Linked DNA regions of Homo sapiens: region 1 is linked to region 2. A link is an interaction called in ENCODE POLR2A ChIA-PET data of the cell type or tissue named here. Cell type or tissue: OCI-LY7. All regions are shown on one strand. Links, peaks and the distances in the headings refer to the core of each region. The heading gives the core; the rest is flanking DNA.

Region 1 (4,396 bases), core at 91-4,090, 190 kb after region 2:
CCTATGTGGCTGTTCATTTACTTCTGCACTGTTTGTTGAAAAGACTGTCCTTTCCCCACTAGACTACCTTGGCACCTCGGGTGGAAATCAGTTGTCCATATAATTGTAGGTCTGCCTCTGGGCTCTGTATCCTTTCACCAGTGCCTGAAGACCAAATATCTTGATTACTGCAGCTTTGAGTAGGCTTGAAATCTAGTCACATGAGTCCTCCAGCTTTGCTCTTCTTTTTCAGAATGACTTTGGCTACATCCTTTGCATCTTCATATACATTTTAGAATCTGCTTGGGTTTTTTTTTTTTTTTTTTTTGAGACAGTGTCTCACTCTGTTGCCCAGGCTGGAGTGCAGTGGTGCAATCTTGGCCCACTGCAGCCTCGACCTCCCTGGGCTCAGGTGATCCTCTCACCTCAACCTCCCGAGTAGCTGGGACTACAGATGCGAACCACTATGCCCAGCTAATTTTTGTATTTTTTATAGAGATGGGGTTTTGCCGTGTTGCCCAAGCTGGTCTCGAACTCCTGGGCTCAAGTGATTTGCCTGCCTCAGCCTCCCTAAGTGCTGGGATTACAGGCGTGAGCCACCACACTCGGTGAATCTGCTTGTTTTTTCACACAACAAAACCTACTGAGATTTTGATTGAGATAGATTTTGTGTGTGTGTAAAAATGTGCTGTTTTTATGGTTAATGAAATGACAGTGGTGAGACTGATACAGAAAGACCCGTTAAGGAGACCTGACAAACATCCAAATGACAGAGGGTAGTAGCATCAATGAGGGCGGCTGAGTAGAAAATAAGTGGGTGGATTTGAGAGAGATTGAAAAAGTGAGCCAAAGCTGATTGCTGATCTTTAACTGGTGGCTACCTTAGAACCATAGTCATAGGAATTAGAGAGCAGAACTTCCAGAAGAGGCCTGCAGATAAATGTGGCAGGTGGACAGAAGAAAAACTTCAAATACAACAGCGTGTTCCCTTTGTCCATGGGGTTTACCCATGTTATTTTTCTTCTTTGAGCCAGGGGATCATCTTTAATTCTTGGTGAACATGCCAACCATCTAAGTAACAAGTGCTTCTGAGGTAAGTGAGAATTAGGATTTAATTTTGAAGGAAAGCAGACTTCAGAGCAGCAGGCAGACCTCTCTCCAGTGAGCCACCAGGGCACATGAGCAGCAGATCTCAATTAGAACTTAGAGTCGAAGCCCCTGGCTCTGTGCTTGGCCTGTGAAGCATGTTGCTTCTGGACTCCTACGGACTGGAAGCAGAAAAACCACTAGCTAGTTAGAAGCCTCTGGGGGTCAGGTAGTTTGGTTTCTTGCTAATTGCAGCCTTATTCAGTTCTCATGTTGAAGTACTGTCTCTCAGCCATTGGGCCTGTGCCTCATTTAGGTTGTATTTTGCCATCAGCAGGATATAGCACACCTTGTGCAGTGTTGGAAGGAAATGTTAGCCCTCTGTCCTGTCGGTTTCAGAGAAATGCCTCCAGTCATCTCTGTGAGCTCATCAGCTTTTCTTAACAGCTCATGACCTTCACGTTCCATAAGTTGATCAATTCATAAAATTTGCTGAATAGACTATGTGGGTGTCAGGAGTTAATCAGACAATACAGAGATGGAATTTGCACAGTCTTGATTTTATGATATAGTAATGTTTCCAGTGGCACTGTTTAAATTTCATTCAAGTAGAAATAAAATGAGCTAAAGGCTGGGCGCGATGGCTAATGCCTGTAATCCCAGCACTTTGGGAGGCCGAGGCTGGCGGATCACGAGGTCAGGAGATCGAGACCATCCTGGCTAACAAGGTGAAACCCCATCTCTACTAAAATCACAAAAAAATTAGCCAGGCATGGTGGCAGCTGGGACTACAGGCGCCCACCACCACACCCGGCTAATTTTTTTGTATTTATAGTAGAGATGGGTTGCACCGTGTTAGCCAGGATGGTCTCGATCTCCTGACCTCGTGATCCGCCCACCTCGGCCTCCCAAAGTGCTGGGATTACAGGCGTGAGCCACCGTGCCCATCTGTACTTTTTAAATAAAGTGATTTTGGCCATCTTCTTTGCTCTTAATATTGCACGTTGTCCATTTCCCCATAGTGGTGGTATCTCCATCAAGGCTTCTGCAAATATGGACCTCATGAGGGCTGACATGGGAGGAGCTGCAACTATATGCTCAGCCATCGTGTCTGCTGCAAAGCTTAATTTGCCCATTAATATTATAGGTAAGTGGGGTAACGGATTACATCTCATAACGCTTCTGGATTCTAGCCAGGTGGGAGAAGAGAGACAACAGATATGATTTCCCCTAATCTGAAAAGATAAGAAATGATTTTTAAATAGTCATCAAGCAGTAGCTATTTAGCCCAGATAAGTGTTTTACTGTCTGAGCTGATTGAGCTAAATGTATCTTGCAACCAGTGGGCTGTAACTGGAATTGATTTGTTTCACTTCTGCAAAAAGTGGCTAGCAGTCAGGGGCACATAATGTCAAGTTTGTAGTTGACATTATGAAACTTGCTGGGTACTTGGGGTGGCAGGACGTTGCTGGCTCATTGACTGATTGCTTCGTAGGATTGTGGCCGGTGAAATGGCACAACACACAGAAAGTGCCTAGAACAGAAAAAGTGCTCATTATGTGGCAGTTCTTAGTAATGGAAGATACAAACTCCCAGGCACAGTACTGGGAGTTTGTATAATAGCATTGCTCATACTCATTTCAGAGGAGACGGGGAAGGAGGAGAGAGTCTTAGGTTAAATAATAATGCCCTGACTCTTGTCCATTGCACAAGGAAGGTAGAATTGGAATCCAGGTCTCAGACATGCCCCCCTCCTTCACTATCATAGTCCTTTTTTTTCCTGAACTATTTAAAAGTCAGTTGCAGACATCACGACACGTCCTCTAAGAAAAAGGACATTCTATGTAATGACAAAACCATTATCTTTTCCGAGGATTAATTCAGTAACCTAATTCAAGTTTCCAGTTGTGTAAAAAATGTCCATTTTATTTATTTATATTTAGGTTTTTTTGGTTTTTTGGTTTTTTTTGAGATGGAGTTTCGCTCTTGTTGCCCAGGCTGGAGTGCAATGGCGCGATCTTGGCTCACCACAACCTCCACCTCCCGGGTTCAAGTGATTCTTCTGCCTCAGCCTCTTGAGTAGCTGGGATTACAGGCATGCGCCACCATGCCTGGTTAATTTTGTATTTTTAGTAGAGACGGGGTTTCTCCATGTTGATCAGGCTGGTCTTGAACTCCTGACCTCAGGTGATCTGCCCGCCTTGGCCTCTCAAAATGCTGGGATTACAGGCATGAGCCACCGCGCCTGGCCTATATTTAGCTTTTAAATCCAGAAACTAATCAAGGACCACACATTGCTGTTGGTGCCCCTTTAGATTTCTTGATTCTAGACCCTATTCCTGTTTTCTTCCACGGCATTAGCAGTTTTGAAGGGTCTAGGCTTGTTTCATGATATTCTGCAATTTGTATTTATTTGAATTGCTTCTTCTTGATTAGAATCAAGTTAGACTTCTTTGGGAAGAATGCTACATGGGTGATGTGTACTTCTTGTTGCTGACACATCATGTCAGTTGTGTCATTGGTGATGTTAAATTTGATCAGTTCGTTAAGGTGGCCTTTGTGTCTTGCTTCTCATGGCTCACAGGTGGCCTCTTGTCCCATAGGTGGCATGTTTGGACCCAGTATATACTGTGTGCCTTCATATATTATTTCCAATAGGTCTGGCCCCTCTTTGTGAAAATATGCCCAGCGGCAAGGCCAACAAGCCGGGGGATGTTGTTAGAGCCAAAAACGGGAAGACCATCCAGGTTTGTAAATGTGAGACACAGCACTCCCCATCCAGCGTTCCTCAGGAATCCCGTGGTGGCCACATAACCACAGCTAGGATGCGTGCAGAGCCCCAGAACCATATTAGGGGAGGGTGCTGTCTTTAGTGCTGGGTAGCCTTTCTTTTCCTTCCCTTTCCTGAAATGGGGTCTCGCTGCATCACCCAGGCTGTAGTGCAGTGGCGTGATCATGTCTCACTGCAGCCTTGACCTCCCCAGGCTCAGGTGGTCCTCACACCTTAGCGACCTGAGTAGCTGGGACCACAGGTGCGTGCCACCATGCCTGGCTAGCTTTTTGTAGACACAGGGTTTTGCCATGTTTCCCAGGCTGGTCCCAAACTCCTAGACTCAAGTGATCTGCCCACCTTGTTCTCCCAAAGTGCTAGGATTACAGGCGCGAGCCACCATTCCCGGCCCCTGAGTAGCTTTTCTTGCAAAGGCAGAAGTATCTTTTTTGGGGGATTTTGAAGAATGTTTTTCCAGACTTATTGTTCCTCCCATTTCCTGTATGCTATACATGTGTATACACACGTTTCCATGAATTTGCTGCCAGCCCTGCAGAGGGC
Region 2 (4,396 bases), core at 229-4,228:
AATCCATAAAGGATCTGCCCCATGACCCAGACCCCTCTCACCAGGCCCCACCTCCAATACTGGGGATTGCATCTCAACATGAGATTTGGAGCAGACATGCAAACTATGTCAATGTCCAATTCCATTTATTCTGAAGTGGTGGTAATATCACAACTCCCACAAAATTGAGATCAAAAATAAACATAAAGCATGTTATAGAGGGATCTATCTCCATAAGTACACACGTGTACTTAACATACATGTGAGGGAGGTACATTTAATCTCCACCCCTTATGTCTCCATAGAGGGGAGAGAACTTCCACTGTTCCTATCCAATGTGGAAATTGCAAGAGGGTTATTGTGACCTTCTTTCTCCTCCCTCACCATCTGGTCCAGAAGATAAGGAGAAATGACTTATCCGATTGGAGAGTTTGGAGACAGAGGGAGGACTGAGTATGTCCAGCAGGGCCTCTGTGAAGGGGCTGTGCCTAAGATACAGGAGAACTCTCACATTCTCTGCTCATCCAATGAGGGTGAGCTTCTGAGACCCGCTCTTCTCCTGCAAGCAGGAGGCCAGATGTTGAGCAGACTGCAGACAGGACATTCAGTCCAAGAAAGAGTACTGAGGCCAGGCATGGTGACTCATGCCTGCAATCTCAACACTTTGGGAGGCTGAGGCCAGCCAATCACCTGAGCCCAGGAGTTTGAGACCAGCCTGGGCAACATGGTGAAACCCCATTTCTACAAAAAATACAAAAATTAGCCAGGCATGGTGGCACATACCTGTAGACCCAGCTACTCGGGAAGCTGAGGTAGGAGAATCACCTGGGCCCAGGGAAGGTTGAGGCTGCAGTGAGCCATGATCATGCCACTGCACTCCACCCTGGGTGACAGAGTGAGACCCTGTCTCAAAAGAAAAAAAAGAAGGAGTGGTGCAAAGTTCTTTGTGGCCACACATCTAGGTATCATTACCTAATCTAACTTATACTGAAATAAAGCAGAAATGTTTGTTTGCTAGCTTTCCTTTTCTTTCCTTATTCTATGTAATTGTGGTAAAATATACATAAAATAAAATTTGCTATTTCAACCACTTCTAACTGTAGAGTTCAGTGGCATTAAGTGTCTTCGCATTATTGTGCAGCTGTCACTACCATCCATCTCCAGAGCTTCTCATCTTGCCAGCTGAAATTCATACCCATCAAACAATCACTCCCCATTCTGCCCTCTCCCACCCTCTGGTAGCCACCATCCTACTTTGTCTCTATAAATTTAACTACTCTAGATGCCTCCTATAAGCGGACATATGTGTCCTTTTGTGTGTCCGTTTGTGACTGGCTTATTTCATTTAGCATAATGTCCACAAGGTTCATCCATGTTGTAGCACATGTCGAAATTTCCTTCAAGACTGAATAATATTCCATTATACGTATAGACCACATTTTGTTTATTTACTCATCTGTCAATGGACACTCAAATAGCCTCCACCTTTTGGCTACTATGAATAATGCTGCTGTGTGCAAATATCTTCTTGAGTCCCTGTTTTCAATTCTTTGGGGTGAATACTCAGAAGTGGAATTTCTAGCTCTATCTTTCTGACTCCTCCATTCATCTCTCAAACGATCCTTATCTCAGGACTGGAGAAGAGTGTTATTTATGACTTTCTGAACCCCCAAGAGACAGAGCCGACATGTCTAATTCTGCATGTTGGGCCCTACCCAAAGGCTCCCTGGGGCCAGAAGTGGAGAGACTATAAAACCACCCATGTTCCTTCCCTCCATGCACCTGACCCAAAGGTGCCCTGGCTGTGGCCCTGCCCACAGAACTCATGTCCTTCCATGTTTCTAACGCACATCTCAGACCAATCATCTCTATTCCCAAAGGCCTTTGTCCTTTACTCCAGTGTTTCTTTGGAAGAATTCTATGTCTTCCGCCTCTCTTGATCCTAGTTTCTTCCAAGGGTTCCTGTGGTCATTTGTGCACAGACAAATGAGACTACACCTTCTCAAACAAGATCTTCCCCTTCCTATGTAAAATTACCCATCTAGACCAGGCAATTTGTCTTTGAGAAAAATGTTCAACTACTCCAATCATACAAAAACATGGTGCTAAAATCCCATAAGCAGGGAATGCAAGTATTCTACAGGAATTATTATCCCTTAATACTTTTTTAGGATCAAAAGGGTCATTTGCTTGTGTAGCTGAAAGTCGTTTAAAAATACCAACACATGTGCTTCCCATCAGAGACAGCAAGCGTTCTTATTGGTCTGCATTTTCCAGTAGGGAAGCCAGGGAGCTTCTGCAACTCTGCTGGGCTTTGCGTGTTTGCCAAGATGACTAAGTGCATCAATAGAATTACATTAAAAACATGAAGATTAATAACAGCAAAAATACTCTCTTATCCTATAGTAATAAAGAAGTGTAATAGTTTTTATTGCTGCTATAACAAGTTACCACAAATTTCATGATTTAAACAACAAATGTTTGACGTTAACAGTTCTGTAGGTTAGAAGTCCAACACAGGTCCCACTGAACTAAAATCAAGATGTTGGCAGGGTTGCATCTCCACTAGGGGGTAAAGGGGAGAGTCCATTTCTTTGCCTTTTCCAGCTTCCAGAGGATACAAGCATGTTTTGGTTTATGGCCCCTTCCTCCATCTTTGAAGCCAGCAATGTTGCATCTCTCTCATCATTCTTCCCTAAGCAATTTCCCTCTGACTCTCTTCTTCTTCCCCCCTCTTCTACTGATAAAGACCTTTGTGATTACATTGGGCCCACCCAGAAAATCCAGAATAATCTATTTTAAGGTCAGATGAATAGCAACCTTAATTCCATCTACAACTTTAATTTCCCTCTGTCATATAACCTAAGAGATTCACACCTTTCGGGAATTAGGACATGGACATCTTCAGGGGATCATTATTCTGCCTACCACAGACAGGAAACATAAAAGAATAAAACAGGCCAGACCCAAGCCCAGAAGGAAATGCTAATTTTTATGTGAAATCAGCTGGTTCTTAAACGTCAGCAACTAAATCAAGTTGAAAACAAAATAAATACTGTTCAAGTCAAACAAAACTCCTCTGGAGGCCACGTTTACAGTTTAAAATCTCTACATTATGGTACAAGAAGGTAATTTCTTTTTTCGCCACCAAGATCCCCAGTGTGATTTCTCCTACTTAGACCCCAGGTTTTGATGGATTCAAAGGGATAAATAAATGCTATTTATTAAGTAATAATTCATTTCCCAAAGTTTTATTTTAAAAGGCATAGGTTAGCATCTATTCCCCCAGGAATAGCATAAAATAGAGCTTATTAATAATAAAAGCCAAGATACGTACAACTTATATTAATAACTAATAATAAAAGCCAGTGTGAATTGAGCACTTATTAAATGCCAGATTCTACGCTAAGTGTTTTCTATGCACTAATTCATTCAATTCTCACAACAGTTCTATGAAATCAGAACCATCATTTCTCCCATTTTATAGATGAGAAAACTCAGGCTCAAAGAGCTATGTCCCCAATGTTGCACAGACAGCAAATGGCCAAGCCATAATGCAAACCTAGGCCTGATATGAGAAGCCAATTTTTTAACCATTATGTTATCCTGCCAATACATTCCTATCAAAATAAAATAGATGTCATATTTTCACGTGTATGTGCCACCTAATGGTGGGTGATGAGGGACGTGAATCTCTTTACGGTGTTTAGAAAAACATGGTTTTGTGCTTCCTTTGGTGACCCCAGATGACCATCCAGGAGTGGGATTTGAAATAATTCAAGCAATTGAGGAGTGATACAGAAATCCTCTTCTATCGGATGAAGAAATCATCATGATACTCTGGAAAATTATTATTTCAAAGCATCAAAATGCATAGTTGATTGGGATTTACACACAGGAGACCCCAACCATGCAAAAAGTCCTGGAAAAACAATTCTATTTTCTGGCCAGGTGCGGTGGCTCAACCCTGTAATCTCAGCACTTTGGGAGGCCGAGGCAAATGGATCACCTGAGGTCAGGACTTCGAGACCAGCCTGGCCAACATGGTGAAACCTCGTCTCTACTAAAAATACAAAATTAGCTGGGTGTGGTGGCACACACCGTAGTCCCAGCTACTCCAGAGCTGAGACAGGAGAATGGCTTGAACCCAGGAGGTGGAGGTTGCAGTGAGCCAAGATCGTGCCACTGCACTCCAGCCTGGGCAAGACAGAGGGAGACTCATCTGAAGAGCTTCTGCACAGCAAAAGAAACTATCATCAGAGTGAACAGGCAACCTAAAGAATGGGAGAAAATTTTTGCAATCTATCCATCTGACAAAGGGCTAATATCCAGACTCTACAAAGAACTTCAGCAAATTTACAAGAGAAAACAAACAACCCCATCAAAAAGTGGGTGAAGGATATGAACAGACACTTCT

What was found. ChIA-PET counts read pairs that join two places held together with the same protein. Peaks named below come from ENCODE experiments on the same cell type or tissue, not always from the same donor. Only the 100,000 strongest peaks of a DNase experiment are listed, where the experiment ranks them.
Region 1: POLR2A ChIA-PET joins it to region 2 with 6 read pairs; 2 of 35 experiments call an interaction of 5 or more read pairs at or near these places.

The regions. Positions count from the first base shown.
Region 1 is chr4:17,593,323-17,597,718 of GRCh38, forward strand. It overlaps LAP3 (leucine aminopeptidase 3), which reads left to right. Exons shown (of 13, transcript NM_015907.3): 8 at 2,088-2,212; 9 at 3,724-3,812. The region is part of intron 2 of MED28-DT (MED28 divergent transcript); the gene reads right to left. Among named protein-coding and RNA genes, the nearest start is that of LAP3, 18 kb to the left of the region's middle. In OCI-LY7, for the core only: no CTCF peak of the experiment used is centred there; DNase peaks (open chromatin) are centred at 1,309 and 2,459; H3K4me3 peaks cover 1,652 bases; H3K27ac peaks cover 2,955 bases.
Region 2 is chr4:17,398,619-17,403,014 of GRCh38, forward strand. No RefSeq gene overlaps it. Among named protein-coding and RNA genes, the nearest start is that of SNORA75B, 80 kb to the left of the region's middle. In OCI-LY7, for the core only: no CTCF peak of the experiment used is centred there; no DNase peak of the experiment used is centred there.